Regions from separate parts of the Mus musculus genome. Here region 1 is linked to region 2. The links are chromatin loops, found by intact Hi-C in ENCODE. Cell type or tissue: gastrocnemius. All regions are shown on one strand. Links, peaks and the distances in the headings refer to the core of each region. The heading gives the core; the rest is flanking DNA.

Region 1 (10,253 bases), core at 2,685-6,684, 54 kb before region 2:
GTGTCAGAACACTGCCAGGAAGCCACTTTCGGGAGAAGGAGGTACATTTAGCCCACAGTTCCAGGTCATAGTAACCTGAAAATTAAGGCAGGAACTCAAGGGGACTAGTCACAGCCATAAAGAATGAAGAAAAATGTTGGATGCATGTTTGCTTACTTGTGATCAGCTTGTCTCCACTCTCTAACAGTCAGGAAACCCTGCCTAGGGAATGGAGCCACCTACATGGACTAAGTTCTCCCACATCAGATAAGACACTTCCTTACAGGCCAAACCAGTACAAACAATCCCTCACTGAGACTTTCTTCCCACTTAATTCTGGGTTGTGTCAAGTTGACAGATCTATCACACTTGGCTAATACAAGACTCTAGATTCAACCCTTGGAACTTTGAAGAGAGGAAGGAAGATAGGGAGGCAGAAAACATGAAGGGCAGCTGCTGAGCACCAAGTGTGCACTTCCCCATGTGAACCAGAGAACTGGTCCTTGGTTGTGAGCAGCTCGGGGATTAGGCCCTGACACCCCCCTTCTGCTCTAATGTTTCTCTCTGGCCACTCCACAGCTGAGCCTACTTCTGCCGTCCCCTCTGAATCAAGGACCCAGAAGTGGAGATTCTCACTCAAACTGGTGAGTGGTCCAGGAGCAAGCAGCTGAGAAAGGCAGGCAGGTGTGGGGCTTTTCAAATCCATGCTTGACCTCTGAGCCCACCCTGAAAACAGGGTGCTCCTGGTCTGTGAATAGCCGTGGGACCCTGGCTGGGCACATTCCTTCCTCATACTGGGGAGCAGAGGTGAGGCTTGTCCTTACATCTGCCTCTGATGTTTCCTGACCGTGGAACCCTGTCCCCTGTCAGCTGCAAGTTTCTGCATCAGTACAGCTAGCTTCCTGTGCCTACCTGTCCTCTGATGCCCACCTCATACATAGAGTGTGATTGTCACATACTGTATTTATCACCTTTTGGTCACTGTGACAAAATGTCTGTAAAGCACATCAAGGGAGGGAGGGTTTATCTGGTTCCTGGTTTCAGAACTATGAGTCTGTCATATGGGGAAGGCATTGCCAAGCAGTGCAGCTCTCTTGTCAATCACCTGGGAGGGGTGTAGCCAAGAGCAGCTCCAGTTGTGGCAGCCAGGAAGCGGAGAGAGTGATAGCATGAGCAAGAGGATGTAGGGGTGGACTATGTCTGTGCAGGAACCCCAAGACCTAGTGCCATCTGCTGCAGAGCTCCTGGGTGACAGGCCCCAGCTAAGTGAGCCCCATGCACTGTCCCTGGATTCTATCAGCAAGCCTTTGAGGTAGCTACTGTATTCCAGACTTAACAGATAAGAAGAAAGGAATGGAGAGAGGTGGGTAGAAAGAAAGAAGAAAGGAGTGAGGTTGGAGATGCAGCTCAGGAAGTATAGTACCTGCCCAGCATGCAGAGTCCCAGGCTCCATTCCCAGCACCACACAAGCCAGGTATGGTGCATTCCTGTCACCCCAACACTTAGAATGTGGAGGCAGGAGAATCAGGCGTTGACAGTCTTCAGCTACACCAGCAGTTTGAGGCCAGCCTTGGATACATGAAGCCATGTCCTAGAAGAATTAAGGGGATGTAGAGGTGGGAGAGAAAGGGAAGGGAAGGGAGACCAGAAGAGAGAAAGGGAGAAGGGTGTTGGACAGAAACCTCGCTGTGTCTAACACTATGGTCATAAGAACCAAGGGAGAAAACAAAAAAGCCGAGCGGTGGTGGTGCACGCCTGTAATCCCAGCCCTCGGGAGGCAGAGGCAGCCGGGAAGTTGTGGTACATGCCTTTAATCCCAGCACGCAGGAGGCAGAGGCAGGCAGATTTCTGAGTTCGAGGCCAGCCTGGTCTGCAGAGTGAGTTCTAGGACAGCCAGGGCTACACAGAGAAATCCTGTCTCGAAAAACAAAAATAAAACAAAACAAAACAAAAACAAGAACTAAGGAAGAGTACTATGTATAACTAAAAAATTAGGCTTGGCTGATTCATTCATGGATGGATGGATGGAAGGATGGAGATGTGTGTGTATAGATATATATGAAAAAGACCCAATCTTTAATATATGTATTTATTTTATGTGTAGGAGTATTTTGACTGCCTGTATATCTGTACCACTTTCATGTTTGGTGCCCACAAAGGCCAAGAGCGGGTGCCAGCTCCCCTAGAACTAGGGTTACAAGTGGTTGTAAGCTGCCTGATGATAGTCTCTGAGAACTAAACCTGGGTTCTCTGCAAGAACAACCTGTGCTCTTAACCACTGAGCTGTCTCTTCAGCCCCTGATACGTATTTTTGTTTGTTTGTTTTTGACAGGTTTTTAGTACATAGGCTAGGTTGATCTGGAACTCCCTGGAAGTTCTAGTCATGTCCTCATTGGCCAGAACTTGATCATGAAGCCATGCCTCATTGAAAAGGAGGCTAGAAAATTAAGGTTTTAGCTGAGGGCCACATATCTGGGGGCAAATGCGTGGATTTTGCCATAAAATAATCAAAGATTGCTGGGCACCAGGAAGCAAAGCCTGCTCGGCCGTGACAGTCCAGGAACTGGATCTGGTGTAGGACAGGAAGAGACTGAATCTGATGAAGTGGCAGTGAGGTCTTGTGGGAATCTATGGCCCTTGTCTAAGGGAGTTGGGTGTGACAGTCTCTGCTCTGCTCCCCTGTCATCCCCAGGACTCCAAGGATGGGCGCCTTTTCAATGAGCAGAACTTCTTTCAGAGAGTAGCCAAGCCTCTGCAAGGTATTCCACGGGGACTGGGCAGGGGAGTTGGGTTGGGTGACAGGGTCCTCGAGGTATTTTATGAAGTGACCAAAGACCTGAGTGTGCATCTCTCCTGCACACACAAGCCAGCCCCCATCACCCTCAGAGGACAGACAGGTGGGCCTGGCCTGTAGCAGCTCTTAAGAAATATGTGGTGACTGTCATGAACACTGTGTGCTGGCTGTGACATCATAAATTGTTAGGGAAACTTTTAACCAAATTGGTTACATTCAAAACAAAATTACTCACATTTTTTTCTGTGTTCTGTGAGCCATGCGATCTGCGTTGTATAAATCTGTGGAAATGCTACTCTGCATGCTCTGCCCCGTCCAGCTGCATTCAGTCCTGTTGTATTGCTGCCCTGAAACTGGCCTGGTGGGAAGGATTTACCTCATAGGTAGTAGTTGAGATGCTAGCCCCCATGGGTTTCCCTGCTCACCTGTACCTGGCCAGGTCTACACACACACACACACACACACAGGCACACACATACACACACAGGCACACACATACACACACAGTCCTCTGCAGTAGCATAGGGCCCCAGTGATGCTGTTGTCAGCTTTACTTGTAAACTCAGAGATCACCTCCCTTCTTTTCTGTTTTTGAGACACAGTCTCCTGAAGTCCTGGGTTCTTTGAACTAGAAATGTAGCCAAGGAAGACCTTGGACTCCTGAGTAACAGGATTACCAGTGTGCTCCGCCACAGTAGCTTTTATGCAGTGCTGAGGATAGAACATTATTTAATGTACAAGCACTCTGCCAACTGAGCCCATCAAAGCCCCGCCCTGTTGCAATTACCCTCTTCCCCTCATGCCAGCTTTGTGCATGCTCGCTCAGAAGTCACCTGTAGACATGGACCACAGATGTGCCCACCTGTATCCCTGCCTCTTCTCCCTGACACCCACAAGGCTGTCAGACCAAGGAGAACCAATAAAGAGACCGAGAGTCTGGTTGGGTTCTCTCTGCTTCTGGCCTAAGCAGAGGCTGTTTCTTTGGGACTGGCACTGGCCATGGATCTGACCCCGAGTCTCTGCCTCCTGCAGTGAACAAATGGAAGAAGCAGTTCTTGCTCCCGCTCCTGGCCATCCCCACCTGTATCGGCTTTGGCATTCACCAGGACAAGTACAGGTGAGCCTCCTCGCTTGCTGGCCGCCCCCGCTGCTCCCGCCTGCTGGTCACTCTGTGGCATGGATGGGCATTTCTCGGGGACAAAGGGGTTGCCTTCCCTCAGGATGGGACTGCGCCTCGTGATTAGCGTAGGTCCAGCTGGCCAAATGCTGAGTTTCTTCAGCTTCACTTGCAGAACAGCAGCTGACCAAAGCCCCACTGTCCTGTAATTGTGCTTTTTAAATTTTCATTTCATTTTTCAATCTGGGCAGCAGAGGGAAAGGGAAAAGAAGCAGCAGAGGGCAGGGGCTAAGAAACACCTAAAAGGCTCCTTGCTTGCCTCGAACCAGGATGTGGGCATTGGCAAAAGTAAATGGACTTGTTTACAGATTGGGTAAGAACTAAGGGGTGAGGCACCTCAGTCCCCTTAACTGCAGCGTGAGAACTTAGAGGAAAGCGGGAGGCGCACACAGCTGTACACTAGCACTGGTGGAGACTACTGTCCTAGCTTGCCAGCACTGCCCAGTCCCTATAGAATATCTTGCAGGGCTTGGCATTGCATATCTCCAGCTCCCCAGGTCCTCTGTGTTCTAGGTTCCTAGTATTCCCCAGCCTGGGGAGGAGCCTTCAGTCAGCCCTGGATGACAACCCAAAGCATGTGGTATCAGAGAGATGTGTGCTTCAGGTGGCCTGCAGGCTGGTACGTACCTCAAAACCATCCCACATCCTCTTTAAACCCCAACTTCCCCATCAGGCTGATAAAGTGATCTTCAGGGATGCACAGAGGGCAGAATGCCAGTGGTCTAGCCCTGGGGGGTGATGATGCCTCGTAAGATCAGCCAGGAGGTCTAGCCTGGAACAGAGGGTGCAGGCCATGGCTTTGAGCTTGGACTCTCGAGATGAGTGGAAAGTAGCAAGGCGCTGGGACAAGGACTCGTGGTGTTATGGAAGAGAACTTCCCAGGCTAAGGAGATCACTTGGGCCAAGGCTATCTTAGTTACTCTTCTCTTACTGTGATAAGACATTGTGACCAAGGACTGTTGTGTGTAGTTTTAAAAAAACTACCACCTTTGCCATGATGGACTGAGCTCAGGCCCCTCCCACCTTCCCTTTGTACTGCCCACCTTTGGCTCTGGGGGTGACTCTGCTACCAATCCTCTCCAATTTCCCTGAACCTGAGGATAAAAGACACACACAGCTTGTCATTTTACAACTTACCTTCTAGACACAATTGCTGGGGGCAGATATCTCCCACCTTGAAAAGAGTGCCCTTTCCAGTTTATTATCTCCGCCTCTCCACTTGCCCTAAACTTAGTGGCTAGTCCCACTTAGCCCCTGCCAAGCAGCCTTGGCCACCTGCCTGTAGTGGAGTCCATAGGCCCAAGCTCTCCCCGAGACCTCTCGTGACTGCTGTGTTCTTCTTCCTCCAAAGCATGGCAGAAAAAGCCCCCTCTCCTTCCTTCCTCGCATCTGCCTTTTTCCCCTGGGACCTGGAAGTCCCACCTGTACTTTCTGCCCAGCAATTGTCCCCCAGCCTTCTTTACCAACAAATCAAGAACCAATCAGGAAACAGGATGTTAGTATCAAAACCTCCCCTTAGAAAGGATCACTTAAGAAAGCCTCCAGTTCCAGAGAGGTGAGTCCATGATGGCAGAGTGGCAGTAACAGTCATCGGGCAGCTGAGCAGCCAGCACTCATACCTTACAGCCACAGAGCACAGGCAGAGTGCGTATGGAAATGGCAAGAGCCTTTTGAAACCACGAGTCCAACCCCAGTAACACCCCCTCCCACAAGGCCACATCTCCTAATGCTTCTCAAACAGTTGAACCAACTAGGGACCAAGTTGTCAAATACCCAAGACTATTTGGAGGCCATCTCATTCAAACCACCACAGCTTGTACAGCTGTCACTCATTCACTTACTCCCATATCCATTCATTGACTCATTTGTGCTCTCAGTAGTCACCATATACCAAGCTTCCCCTGGCTGGGGTGGAACAGAGGGCAGCCAGTCCTGTCTTCATGACTTCATTTGCACAGTTAGGTGGTAGGGCTCTGGCAAACAGTTGGTTTTTAGAAATGACCCGTGCCTAATGAAGAAGGAGTCGGATCACATCGCTGGAGTGATAGAAGTACCAAGGGGGTGATGCGCTTGTTGGGTGAGGTAAATGTTGTAGTTCAGTGTATAGTGGGGAGAGGGGCGGTTGGTGTGTGCAGAGAGCAGCAAGCGACTATCACAGGGTTGCAAGTTCCAGGTAAGTAGCAGGGGATACTGGGATCCATGAGAAAGTTGGGCAGATGAGGCAGAAAGACCCTCAAGCCATGCAGAGTTGAGCTGGAGTAAGAAGACTAGAGGCAAGATGAAGGCTCGGCTGGAAGAAGATGGGTTTGCAGAGCATCCTGGCCAGGGGAGGGAGAGACTAGAAATCAGAACAAGGGGTACGTGATGGATGGCTCAGCCCCAGAGTCAAGGAGGTGTCTGCAGAGATAAGCAGGATGTGACTGACACCCAGATGAGTCCTCACGGCACTCCAAAGCTTCATGTAAAAGGTGGAGCTGAACAGACAGGCAGAAATTTCTGGGAAGGGACGTAGCTCAACACCGGAGCGCCTACCTAGAACCCCCAGTGAGGAGTTTAACCATTTGCCTTCTCTCTTAGAAAACTTAGCAGAGCTCTGACAGTGCAGAGTACAGTGCAGTGCAGGGTGCAGTGCAGTGCAGCTGCAGGGGAACGTCTTAAGTCAGCACAGGAGGTAGAGGAAAAGCCACACACCAGCTGACTGCTGAGTTCTTCACAGGCTTGCCACCACAGTGAATGCAACCCTAGAACTTGGCAGGGTACTCCACTCACAGTGATGGTCCCAGGTTGACAGCTTTGCCCCTTCCCCATTTGTCATTGCTCTGTCATCCCACCTCAATACTTCCTTCCTCCAGCTGGATGCTCTGGAGTATCTCCATGAAAATGAGTATGTTCACGGGAACCTGACAGCTGAGAATGTCTTTGTGAATCCAGAGGATCTGAGCCAGGTGAGAGCGAGACCCCTCCAACACACACACACACACACACACACACACTTTTGTGGTGCTGGGGATGTGGCTCCATTGCCTAACATGTATAAAACCCTGGGTTCCATCTCTGGCACTACATAAACTGGGCATATCGGCACACAGCTATCATCTCGGCGTTTAGAGAGTGGAGATAGGAGGATCAGGAGTTCAGTTACCCTAAGCTGGTTGCAATGGTGCATGCCTTAATCCCAGCACTTGGGGAGCAGGGCCAGGTTATCTCTGAGTTCAAGGCTAGCCTGGTCTACATAGTGAGTTCAAATATACCCAGGGCTGTGTAAAGACCCTGTCTCAAACAAAACAAAAATGTTCAGTCATCCTCAAGTACATACAGTTTCAGGTTAGCCTGGCCTTCAGGGGTCTCCAAAAACAGTGTTAGCATTTGGATATGAGTCTCTCCAAAGGCACATGTGCTGGTGGAGCTTTAGGACCTAAGGCAGGTGGAGTGCTAGGAGTTCAAGCAAGGTCAGAACTAAGCGGCTTATGTGTTGAAAGCTCAGTTCCCAGCTTAGTGTTCAGAGTTGGGGTTTGTGTGTGACTTGATCAAAGGGCTCTGACTCCACACTAGACTTCTCCACTGTTGGAGCCATCATTTGGTGGTGTCTTTACAAGGTGGTAAGAATCCAGAGGAGTGGGGCCCAAGAGCATGCCTTTCAAGGGTGCATCTTTTTTTTTCAAGATCTATTTATTTTAATTTTATGAGCATTGATGTTTCACTTGCATGTGTATATTTGTGAGGGTGTAGGAGTCCCTGGAATTGGAGTTAGAGACTATTGTGAGCTGCCATGTGGGTGCTGGGAATTGAGCACAGAGCCTCTGAAGAACAGCCAGTGCTTGTAGCTGCTCAGGCATCTCTCCAGCCCGTGGAAGAAGTTTCTTGTCTTCTCCCTGTCTCCCCTCCATTGCTCTCTACTCTTTAGCCTGCAATGTGAGCAGCCCCCACTCCACACTTGGTCCACCATAGTGTTGCATCTCAGCTGAGGCCCAAAGTAGGGATGCTGCTGAATTCACGCCTGGCCTCCTGCAGTCATAGCCAGCCCCACCCTGGCCTCCTGCAGTCATAGCCAACCCCACGCCTCCCCCTTCACAGCTGCTGGGATTAGATAGGCAGCGATTGACACAGGCAGCTATGCCACATTGGAGTCTGCAGCCCTAACCTCAGGTCTGTGTGCCTCCTCCTTGTCCACAGGTGACCCTGGTGGGCTATGGCTTCACCTACCGATACTGCCCAGGTGGCAAACACGTGGCCTACAAAGAAGGCAGCAGGAGTCCACACGATGGGGACTTGGAGTTCATTAGCATGGACCTGCACAAGGGATGCGGTGAGAGCGGCTCCACCACGACATGCCTCCTACATGCTACGCTCACACCCATGGCCTCCACATTCTGGATCATGCATAATAGACACCAGAAGTAGAGGAGCATAAAAGTCCCCTGGTGGGGACTGGGACTGTGGGGGTGTCCTGGCCATGTGAGGGAATTTGTTCTCTTCTTCAGAACCAAGGAGGGCTGTATGGTGGCCTTTGAGTAGTAGGCATATGGGATCTAGAACCCAGGAACGTGAACAGCTGGGCAGGAATGTCATGTTTCCAGAGGTTCAGATTTCTAATCAGGCAGAGTTGGGAGATGATGAGTGCTGTTTTAGGGTCACCTAGGAAGGGCAGTACAGAAATGTGGGCCATTCACTACTGGAGCATGAGATCTTTGTAGTCTTGTGGGAATTACACACTGAACAAGAGGATCAGGCTATCCGGGGAAAATGTGCAAAGAGGGCTGACAGCCTTCCACAGGTCCCCCAGCCCCTCTTTCTGAGTCTGTGTCATGACCATCCCTCTGCCAGCACACATGCTTCCATCAGACTAAGGTCCCTGCACAGGGGCGTGCCTGCACTGCATCTTAGTGCGCAGCTGTCTGAAGAGTGAGTTAGGAGGCAAAAGGAAAGTGACCTGTTCTCTCTCCTCTATGATGAGGTAGCTCAGCACCACAATCTTTTCCCACTTAACTATGAACGGTTTGGGAGATGAGAGGCCGGGCTGGGTGCACAGGCACCCAGGGCTCCTTTATAACTGTATTAACAGAGGATGAACAGACAGGGCAATGGGATACTGGAGTGGGTGACAGCAGCAGAGTATGTGAGAGTCGTGGGCCATATAAGGGAAGCCAGGGACTGAGCAGTGATGGCTAAGATGGTTTTCACGGCTGGAGTGGAGAGCTGGGGGTAGACCCATGAAGAGGTCTGACAGCTGGACTAAGCTACCACCTCTCCCCTTTCTCCCCAGGACCCTCCCGCCGCAGCGATCTCCAGACCTTGGGCTACTGTATGCTCAAGTGGCTTTATGGGTCCCTGCCATGGACAAATTGCCTTCCCAACACCGAAAAGATAACTAGGCAGAAGCAGAAGTGAGTGTGAGGGTCTGCAGCACCCTGTACTAGCCCAAGCTCTCCTCTGGTAGGGGAGGAGTTCAGACCCCTGTGAGGAGCAGAAGGGATGGGTAGACAGCCACTCAGGAGAGCCCCAGCCTTCTGCAGCCTCAAGTGAATTCTCTGCCATGCATTCCAGCAGGAGACAGTTTTGAGCTCTGGGGCCGTGCCGCCCAGGGTCGGCTTCTGGCCCACTGTTCCGGGTGCTGGGTGACCTTCACTTCTGTGAGCCATGTGAGCCCTGTTGTTCTCCCACTGTAGACTGCTATGTAAGCAGCACCCGAGTCACAAGCATACACAATTAGGGAGTAAGCACGCTGTACAGGGTTTAATGCTCATTGCATGCAACACACCACAACTTATTCACAGGCTGTAGTCTGAGGGCCTACACCTCCAGTCAGTCACCCTGCCTCCATACCTCCAGGATTAGGAGGTAAAGACTCAGTGAGCCTTTAGATCTTGGCAGTTGTACTTGGCAGTTACACAGTTGTTAATGATAGAAGGAAGCAGTGTGCTGGCGTTCAGCACCGAGGACAGCTACACACCCGTGTTGGTGCCTCCTAACTGCCATTCAGCACCTAGGATAGCGGCAGGAATTCCTCTTTGGAAATCTAAGCACACAGATGACTTTGAAAGGAGGCTTCAGAACCAGGGACGACTAGATGTTGGTCTTAGGGCTTGCTCTATTGTGAGAAAATGTGGCATCTGCTGGGTGCCTGGGGTATTGCTTCAGCACCAAGGACAGCAGAAACCAATCCTGGAGAAGCCCTGAAGGTCCAGGATGGCCTTCACAGGAGACTGAGGTGCTAACAGAGGTCAGACTTCCTGGCTGTCTCCAGGATTGGTAGCTGGTCCCTGGGAAGATGGGATCTCTGAGAAAAGAGTGAGCAGTTGAGGG
Region 2 (7,981 bases), core at 1-4,000:
TCGCGCGGCCCCGACGGGGCGGTGGCGACCCCGGGCCCGCCATGTCGCCCTGACCCTCCACTCTCTGCTTCAGGCTGGGGGCCCGGGCTCGGTCTCCTGAATCGGTCAGATCCGATGTGTCTTTCACACCCGAAACCAGCTCGTCTCGTTCTCTCTCCCTGCTTCACGAATTTGCCACCCGAGACCTCGTGGGTTAAGCCCATCGCCGAATGGCGCAAGCTAGCTTAGGCTTCATAGAGGAGTTCCAGGCAGCAACCGCGAGATAACGCTTCCCAAGTACTTGTAGAGCGCTGTATACGCGCACAGATATATCAGCTATGGAAAGTAGGCCACGAAGTCCTAACCACGAGACTCTTCAACATATTTTTGTTTGTTTTGTTTTAACATTTATTGTGGTGGTCAGAGGAGAGCTAGCAGGAGTTGGTTCTCTGACCATGTGAGTCCCAGGGACGGAACTCGGGTCAAACTATTTGGCAGCCTTTACCCACTGCTCAGTCATTGTATTTTCTTTTAGAAAAAAACCCTGACTTCACCTCTTTTACTCTCCCTACCCCAGATTCTTAGCCATATGATCGTTCTGTGTGTCCCACCTCCAAGGTTTCTGTTTCCAGCCATCCCTGCCGACCTCTAAGGTTTTGCCCTTGCTCTGACTTTCTTGCAGTCCTTGCTCTCTTGCTGACCCCACTAGATAATTATTTCTTGATCCTGTCCAAAATAGGACATTTATATTCCATTTAGTAAAAGAGTCCCTCTTGTCCTTCACCGGGGATGATGCGTGAACCCTGTTTTCTACCCCATGTTCATGTACATGGCTGGCATTCCATGTGAAAGTCAGTCAGTGTGTCATATTTGTAGCAGCTGAGAGACTGAATGGTTGGAGATAGAGCTCAAGAATGCTCGTCTGTTTTTAACACCAGAACCTTAGTCTCTGTCCAAGCACCACATGGATTGGGCTTGACTTGCCTGTATTCTCAGGATTTGGGAGATGGGAGAAAAGAAATCATGAGTTCAGGGTCATACTGACTGGCCTCAATGTGTTTTAAAAAGAAAAAGTCCAGAGGCCAGGCTTGATATCTCACCTACTTAGGAGGCTAAGACAGGAGTATTGAAAGTCAAGGTCAGGGCTGGAGCTGCTTTGAGATGGCTCTGGTGGTGATCTCTAAACTCAACCCTCCTGAGTTCCATCCTCAGGACCCACTTGGTAGAAGGACAAAAGCAACTCTAGACGGTTGTCCTCTGACCTCCACCACCTGTAGTGACAGGTCTACATACTGAGTAAGGGGAGGAAAAAAGCTCAAGGCTTGCCTTGACTAGAAAGTGAGTTCTTGGCTGTCTAGAGAACTTAACAAAGATCCTGATTTTAAAAAAATATGTAATGGGCTGGGGTTGGAGGTTGGTGGCAGAGTGTTGGCCAGAATACTGCTTTCCAGACTCTGGTGTCCATCCCTGGTACTGTAAAAGATTCAGAGCAGGTGGGGAATACTGATTTTGAAAGTTACAAGTCCTTGAGATAATTCCCCTTGGAATGGGCACTCTTTTTTTTTTTTTAGATTTTATTTATGTAAGTACACAGGTTCTCTTCAGACACACCAGAAGAGGGCATCAGATTCCATTGCAGATGGTTGTGAGCCACCATGTGGTTGCTCTGGAAAAGCAGTCAGTGCTCTGTAACACTGAGCCATCAGAGTGTGAATTCTTATCTTCTGCCAGTGTTTGAGCACAGGCGTGATTTGATGTGTTTAGACTCCAGCCCTCCCTTGCCAGCTATGGGCTTTGTTAAGTCCATGTGGAGTCTGCTACGAATACAGAAATGGGATGGACCCAGAGCTTCATGAACTGCATGCTAAATGGACATTCTACCACCTGAGCTGCATCCCTGGGCCCCACAGGTGCTGGTTTTTATTTGAAACATTGTGCCATGTTGCTGTGCCGGTGGTGCTCCTTTCCTTGAGTTTGGTATTTTAAAGTAAACTTTTGGAATAATCGAAAGGTTTCAAAGACAGTGCAGAGTGGGGGTACCAGCCCATAGTCTTCCCCATGGTACTTCTTTTTTCTTTCCTGAGGTCCTACCCAGATGCTTCCCCCGCCCTCAGATCCACCTTAACTCAAGAGCTGGTTTTCACATTTAGCTGCCATGCCCTCCCCAGCATGTGCACAGCCGTCACTTTATGGGAGTTGTGATCATCCCTGGAGGCCTGCCACCCTGAGCCTTGGCCAGTACCAGACTGTTATGTGTCCATCATGTGTGCTATTCTCTCTTCCTAACCCTCACCCCGGCTCAAGTGGCAGCCTAGTCTCTTTCCTCTCAAAAAACAAAAACAAAAAACAAATCCTGTGGGGAGCCAGAAGCAAGGGTGGAGCTGCTTGGAACTCTTTTCCAGTGCGGAGGGGCCTGAGCTGGGGAGTGAGGCGGCTGGTTGCAGGCAGTTGCATCAGCCGGGCTCTGATGGTTAGGAAGGGCTGAGGGAATTCTCTGGGGACCACAGAGCACCTGGCAACAGCTCCTAGGTAGCAAAGACCTGTATAGGAGCCCCCTGGGCAGAACACTGAAAATCTGGGGCTTTGTGCTAAGAAGGGGCCTAGCATCCCAAAGGCACTAGCTTAGTTGTGAAAGACAAGACTGGGGCCTGAAAAAGGGTAAGAAGAATTTTGCATGGCCACAGTTGTCTTTGATAGAGCAGAGTTCCCCACCCTGTCCTGTGAGGCCTCAAACCTGGACTATTACCTAGATTTTGTTGTTGCTGTTAAATTGTTTTGGTTAGTGTGCAAAGAGGTTTTGTTGTGACGCTTCGTATATCTTTATTTTTGTCCACCTGGTTGCTTCTCATCCCTGTACTATTGTGGCAGGCCCTGGTTTCCCAGTTGAGAGAACAGCCTTGTGTGATGGAAAAGGATTGGGCTTTATGGGTTCTGTTTGTGGGCAGGAGTTGGTCTGCCTACTTAGATTTTGGTGGGGTGTGCACCAACCTGCTACTTGTCTTCCCAGTGTGAGTGTACATGGTATTGTGTGTCTATCCTTTTCCTAATAAGTAAAAGTATCCCTTCCACTTGGTACAGGGAAGGGTGAGTCTTCATCAGTACCAGGTAATGCTAAAGGGGTAGCTGAGGGAAAGCTCTTCCTAGGAGCTCAGAATCTGGTGTAGCTTCTCTTCCTGTCCTTCCATACTTGTGCATGACTATCTCCTCCAGCACATAGAGGACAAGGTCGGGACTTTGTTCATATAGCCCCCAGCACTGTGCTACCCCCACCTCACCCCCTTGGGCAGCAGCACACTTCTGAATCAGTTGCTTGTGTGGGGACAGAAAACTCGAAAGCATAATCTCCACACAGTGCTAGGGAACAAGTAAAACTGGGTCACGAAGGCCAGAGGGACAGGAGTTGGAGGTGTGGGTGTCCTGGCAAACAAGGGCAGGAAGGCCAAGGCCAGTTTGGCTGGGGAAAGGGCAGTGCCACGTGGCCAGATGCTCAGAGTTCTCTAGAGCCCCTGCCCTTCTCTTACAACACCTCCCCTTTAGAAGTCACTGTTGTAACTTATCACTGAGTTGGCCTCATGCTTCTGTACCAGCTCCCACGTTTTGGGTGTCACCTGTACTGGTTAACTCCCCCTTGCTGTTATGACAGGTTAAAAGATTCAGAGAGCACACACTTGGCACCTTAATAGAATTTTGGAGTTCCCAAGGCACTGGGTTCCTAGCCATACCAGTATCTAGAGGCTACCTCATTTTGAGGCTCTTTGTGTCCCCTCAGGCTTCTTTGCCTCCGTCCAACTTGAAGCTTCTTCCTTTGAGCTTCCTGCCTTCCTTACAGAAGCCCTGTGCTTGAACATTGGACTGTCCCAGATAGTCCAGGATAATTGAGTCTTGAAGGAGCCTTCATGTAACTTGTCTACACTGAATGCTTTGCCATGGGATAATATTCACAGGCCGTGGGTACTGATGTAGATGAATCTGCATGGCCATTATCCAACCTCTAATTCTGTGTCCTCTAGGAGATATGTGCTGTTAGCCAGGATACAGGGAAAGTAGTGGAGGGTTAGTGGTGAAAGGGCACAGGCATCAGGACTGAGCTGTTACAAAGGGTCAGGAGGACTTGCTGAGCACCCCGACCACACCTAAAAGGGATTGCAGATTGGGCTGGGCAGCTGCTGACTGGAAAGGCGATGTCTAGATTTTGTCTGAAATTCAAGTTTGAACTATGAATGAGTACATCTTGTTTCTTTGTGCACAACTACTTAACAAACTGAGACACCAACAACACCTCTAGGAACCCTAGCATTTATGTACCCTCTGAAAAGTCCCCAAAATTCTAAACATGCAATCAGAATCTGCAGCTGTCAGAATCAAGCCCCTGCTAGAGCATGAGGGCAAATCATAGCTGCTGTGGACAGTCTGAAGCAGCCCCGTGTCCTACACCTGGAATTAAAATGAAAACATTTTTTATAGTATTTCTGCGTTTTTTTTTAAGGAAACCAAAATTCTCGTACACCCAACAATTTGTGTCCAGCCCCTTGGAGCTTTAATGTGGGTGGTTTGGAGTCTGTATTCTCTCTGGCTGCACCTCAGCAGGGCTACAAACATAGCCATTGGGCACAGGAGATGCTCTCTGTTCCTACTAAGTTGTATTTGGGAGTGACACCTAAGTAGGACATGGGAGTGATTGGGATGTCTTCTGAAACTAGGATTGAGAGGCTAGAGGTATCTTCTGGTGGGTGGAGTGGAAGTGGGGGGAAGAATGCCTTGTAGGAGAGGTTCAGCAGACAGCTACTGAAGTTCTCTTGACTTCAGTGGAACGATAGCAAGTTTCTACCTCATTTGCTAGGAGATAATCAAGCAGATAAGGTGCCTAGACTAGTGGCACAGGCTTATAACCCTGGCATTTGGAGATGGAGACAAGGTTTGGAAGTTCACTGCCAGCTGGAGTGACTTAGAGGCCCTGACAACTTTGAAACTCTGGGTCAAAAATAAAAATTTTAAAGGGCCTGAGGGTATGGCTTAGTTCAGTGATAGGGTCCTCTTGGTGTGCAAGGCACTGGTTCTTGCAGAACTGCAGGAAGAGAGCAAGGGAGGCCACAGCCTGCTATCACCTCTGTTCCCCACAGAAACCATATCATATAGCCTAGGTGAGCCTTGCCCTCAAGAGAAGGGCCAAAAAAGTGCACGGTGACAGTGTGTCCTCTGGACACACTGGTGCCTCCTGGTGTTCAATCAGAAGAGCCTGGCCTGCCCAGCAGTGGTGTTTGGTGTTTGTACAGAGCTGTGTGGTGATGTGCTGCCTCTGCTCTAACAGTCCAGTCATTACCACCCTCTACAGTTCCTCATCCCATTCCTTCTCCACCCACTCACCCCCAACCCCCACCCCCGTCTCCCAAGAGGATGTTCCCACTCCTCCCTTTTTAAATTCTTTTCTTTTTCTTTTTTAAAAGGGTTTATCTTGTATACCATGTTCTCTCTGCGTATAAGCCTGAAGGCCAGAAGAGGGCACCAGGTCATATTATAAATGGTTGTGAGCTGCCATGTGGTTGCTGAGAATTGAACTCAGGTCCTCTGGAAGAGCAGTCACAGCTCTTAACCGCTGAGCCATCTCTCCAGCCCCACTTACTTATTTCGAAACAGGGTCTTAAGCCGGGCAGTGGTGGCACTTGGGAGGCAGAGGCAGGTGGATTTCTAAGTTCGAGGCCAGCCTGGTCTACAGAGTGAGTTCCAGGACAGCCAGGGCTATAGAGAAACCCTGTCTTGGGGGAAAAAAAAAAAGAAAGGAAGGAAGGAAGGAAGAAAGAAAGAAAGAAGCTGGCCTCAGACTTTTTGATCCTCCTGCCTCCTAAGTGCTGGAATTACATGTGTATATCACTAAGACAGGCTTCCTTATCTTTTTTTTTTTTTTTTTTTTATTTATTTATTTATTTTATTAATGTAAGTACACTGTAGCTGTCTTCAGACACTCCAGAAGAGGGAGTCAGATCTTGTTACAGATGGTTGTGAGCCACCATGTGGTTGCTGGGATTTGAACTCCTGACCTTCGGAAGAGCAGTCGGGTGCTCTTACCCACTGAGCCATCTCACCAGCCCCCCTTCCTTATCTTTTTGAGGCTGACTGACAGTCCATGGATGGATGTTTGTTTGGCCCTTCATTGTTTTTGATGAACTGATGGTCATTGGTTGGGATGTTTTTATCCTATTTGGGCTGGTGTTACCGTTCTGGGGTGGGGTACTGGGGTCTGGGCTCTTCATTGAAAGAAACTGACTTCTAGGCACTTCCAGATTTGCTGCCTGGAAAGTGCCTAGGCACTTCCAGTGGCTGCCACACCCTACAGCACCAATTCATCTCTTCTCTGGCCACCCTAATGGGTGTGTAGTGGAGCCTCTTTGTGATCCAGCTTGGATTTTCTGGACGATGGTGGTGATAAGCCTCCCCAAGGAGCAGTCCTTTCTTAAAATGATACTGTGACCTGAGGCCACCACCCCTTCCCACCCTGAGTAGGTAGCTTCTCCATATGTCCTTAACAATGGGCCTCTAGTAGATTCCCTGGACCCTTCCCTAACAATCTCTTGGGGAAGCCTGACACTACCTCCTGGGGCTTCTGGTACTATCATAAGCAGAGCTTGATGTTGTCTGGTGTATTGTCCTGTGTAATTCACTTGTGTCTGCCTCTGTTGGCACTAAAGAACAGGTAGTTAGCTGGAGGAGTTGGTTTATTTTGCTTGGGAAAACCTTCCCTACTGGGTGGCATCTGAGGTCTGAAGTACTTTGATTGCAAGAGACAGACTTGGTGGGTCAATGCCTTTATCACGTTTAACATTGAATGCTGTAGGCTGAGCTTGTGCCTTGCTGTTTTTGTCGGCCACACGGGTATGTTCTGCTTACTGAGGTGGGTGCTGAATGGCAGCTCATGTTTATTAATGTTGTTTTGGTATAGTGGGTGTGGAAGTTCTGGCGCCTCCTCTGGTGGGTGAGGATATATATCTGAGACGCTGATAACTAACGCAGAAGAGTGCAGATGCTGGTCCTTGGGAGCTAACATGGGAGTAGCTTCCTCCACATACATGCCCCTGGAAACAACTGGCTTCCCAACTCTGTTGGAGGGGATATAATGCTTGTGACTTTAGCTCGAGCCACTGTGTCATGTAGCAATATTCTGTCTCAAAAAGGTACGTACATCTTAGAACCCTACTTGAGCTACATGGATGTTGTGCCAAGTTCATCATCCTAGCCCACTGCAAGACTCTACCTCAAAAACCCTTTCTTTAACCCTCTGTGCTGTAGGCTCCCAGTTGAAGATGAGCTGGTTAGGTTTTTGCAGGTGTTACCTGTTTGTCACCTGAGCTGGTGGAGGCCCTAGGGAGTAAGAAAGGATGTAATTGCTAATTAGCTGTGGGCTGATTTCTGAGGTAAAGAAATCACTGGAGGTAGGAGGGAGAAGGCTGAGAACCTGCAGGTACAGTCATCAGACACACAGGGGCAGGATTTAGTCAGTGTCTTTGAAAGGCTCATGCCCTTCCTCTACCAAGGGAGAGACTATCCCTGCTTCAAACGTTGTCTTCTTCCTCTTACTATTTTACTTCAGATAAGTCATTGAGTTATCAGCGAGGAGTGGTAGGGGAGTGGATTAGCCACATGGAGGTTAGGAAGTGGCCCAGCCATTAAGCTGATTAAAGCAAATCAAAATATAAAGGTTGTGTGTGTCTTTCATTCAGGAACCCAGAACATTAAGGTGGGTAGGGAGAAACATGCCACCAGGATTTATTTAGTTCTTTAATACAATTCACTTTTGGATTCTCTTAGCTATTCTTTCCTTTGACATATGGGGCAAAGAAATATGGTGACCACTATGTGCCTGCTGCTAGGGAGTGATGAAACAAAGGAAGTAGTAGCTCTCCTTCCCCACTTCCAGAACTCAAACCAACCTTGTTTGCTTTGCACTGGAGGAAGTGTGGACCTGATTTGTTCCCTAAGAGCTAGAGGGGTTTCTTCCATGAGAGAAGCT

The links. Hi-C counts contacts between places; a loop is a spot of excess contacts. Peaks named below come from ENCODE experiments on the same cell type or tissue, not always from the same donor. Only the 100,000 strongest peaks of a DNase experiment are listed, where the experiment ranks them.
Region 1: a loop joins it to region 2, with 2.0 times the contacts of the local background. A loop is called at or near these places in 10 of 42 quality-filtered maps.

Annotation. Positions count from the first base shown.
Region 1 is chr7:44,760,320-44,770,572 of GRCm38, forward strand. Vrk3 (vaccinia related kinase 3) reads left to right here. Exons shown (of 15, transcript NM_133945.1): 6 at 559-623; 7 at 2,672-2,738; 8 at 3,806-3,890; 9 at 4,464-4,569; 10 at 6,803-6,895; 11 at 8,124-8,256; 12 at 9,214-9,334. Among named protein-coding and RNA genes, the nearest start is that of Vrk3, 17 kb to the left of the region's middle. In gastrocnemius, for the core only: no CTCF peak of the experiment used is centred there; no DNase peak of the experiment used is centred there.
Region 2 is chr7:44,816,680-44,824,660 of GRCm38, forward strand. The region is part of intron 1 of Nup62 (nucleoporin 62); the gene reads left to right. The region is part of intron 1 of Il4i1b (interleukin 4 induced 1B); the gene reads left to right. Among named protein-coding and RNA genes, the nearest start is that of Il4i1b, 4.3 kb to the left of the region's middle. In gastrocnemius, for the core only: a CTCF peak has its summit at 1,623 (motif pointing right); a DNase peak (open chromatin) is centred at 2,381; H3K4me3 peaks cover 3,784 bases; H3K27ac peaks cover 4,000 bases.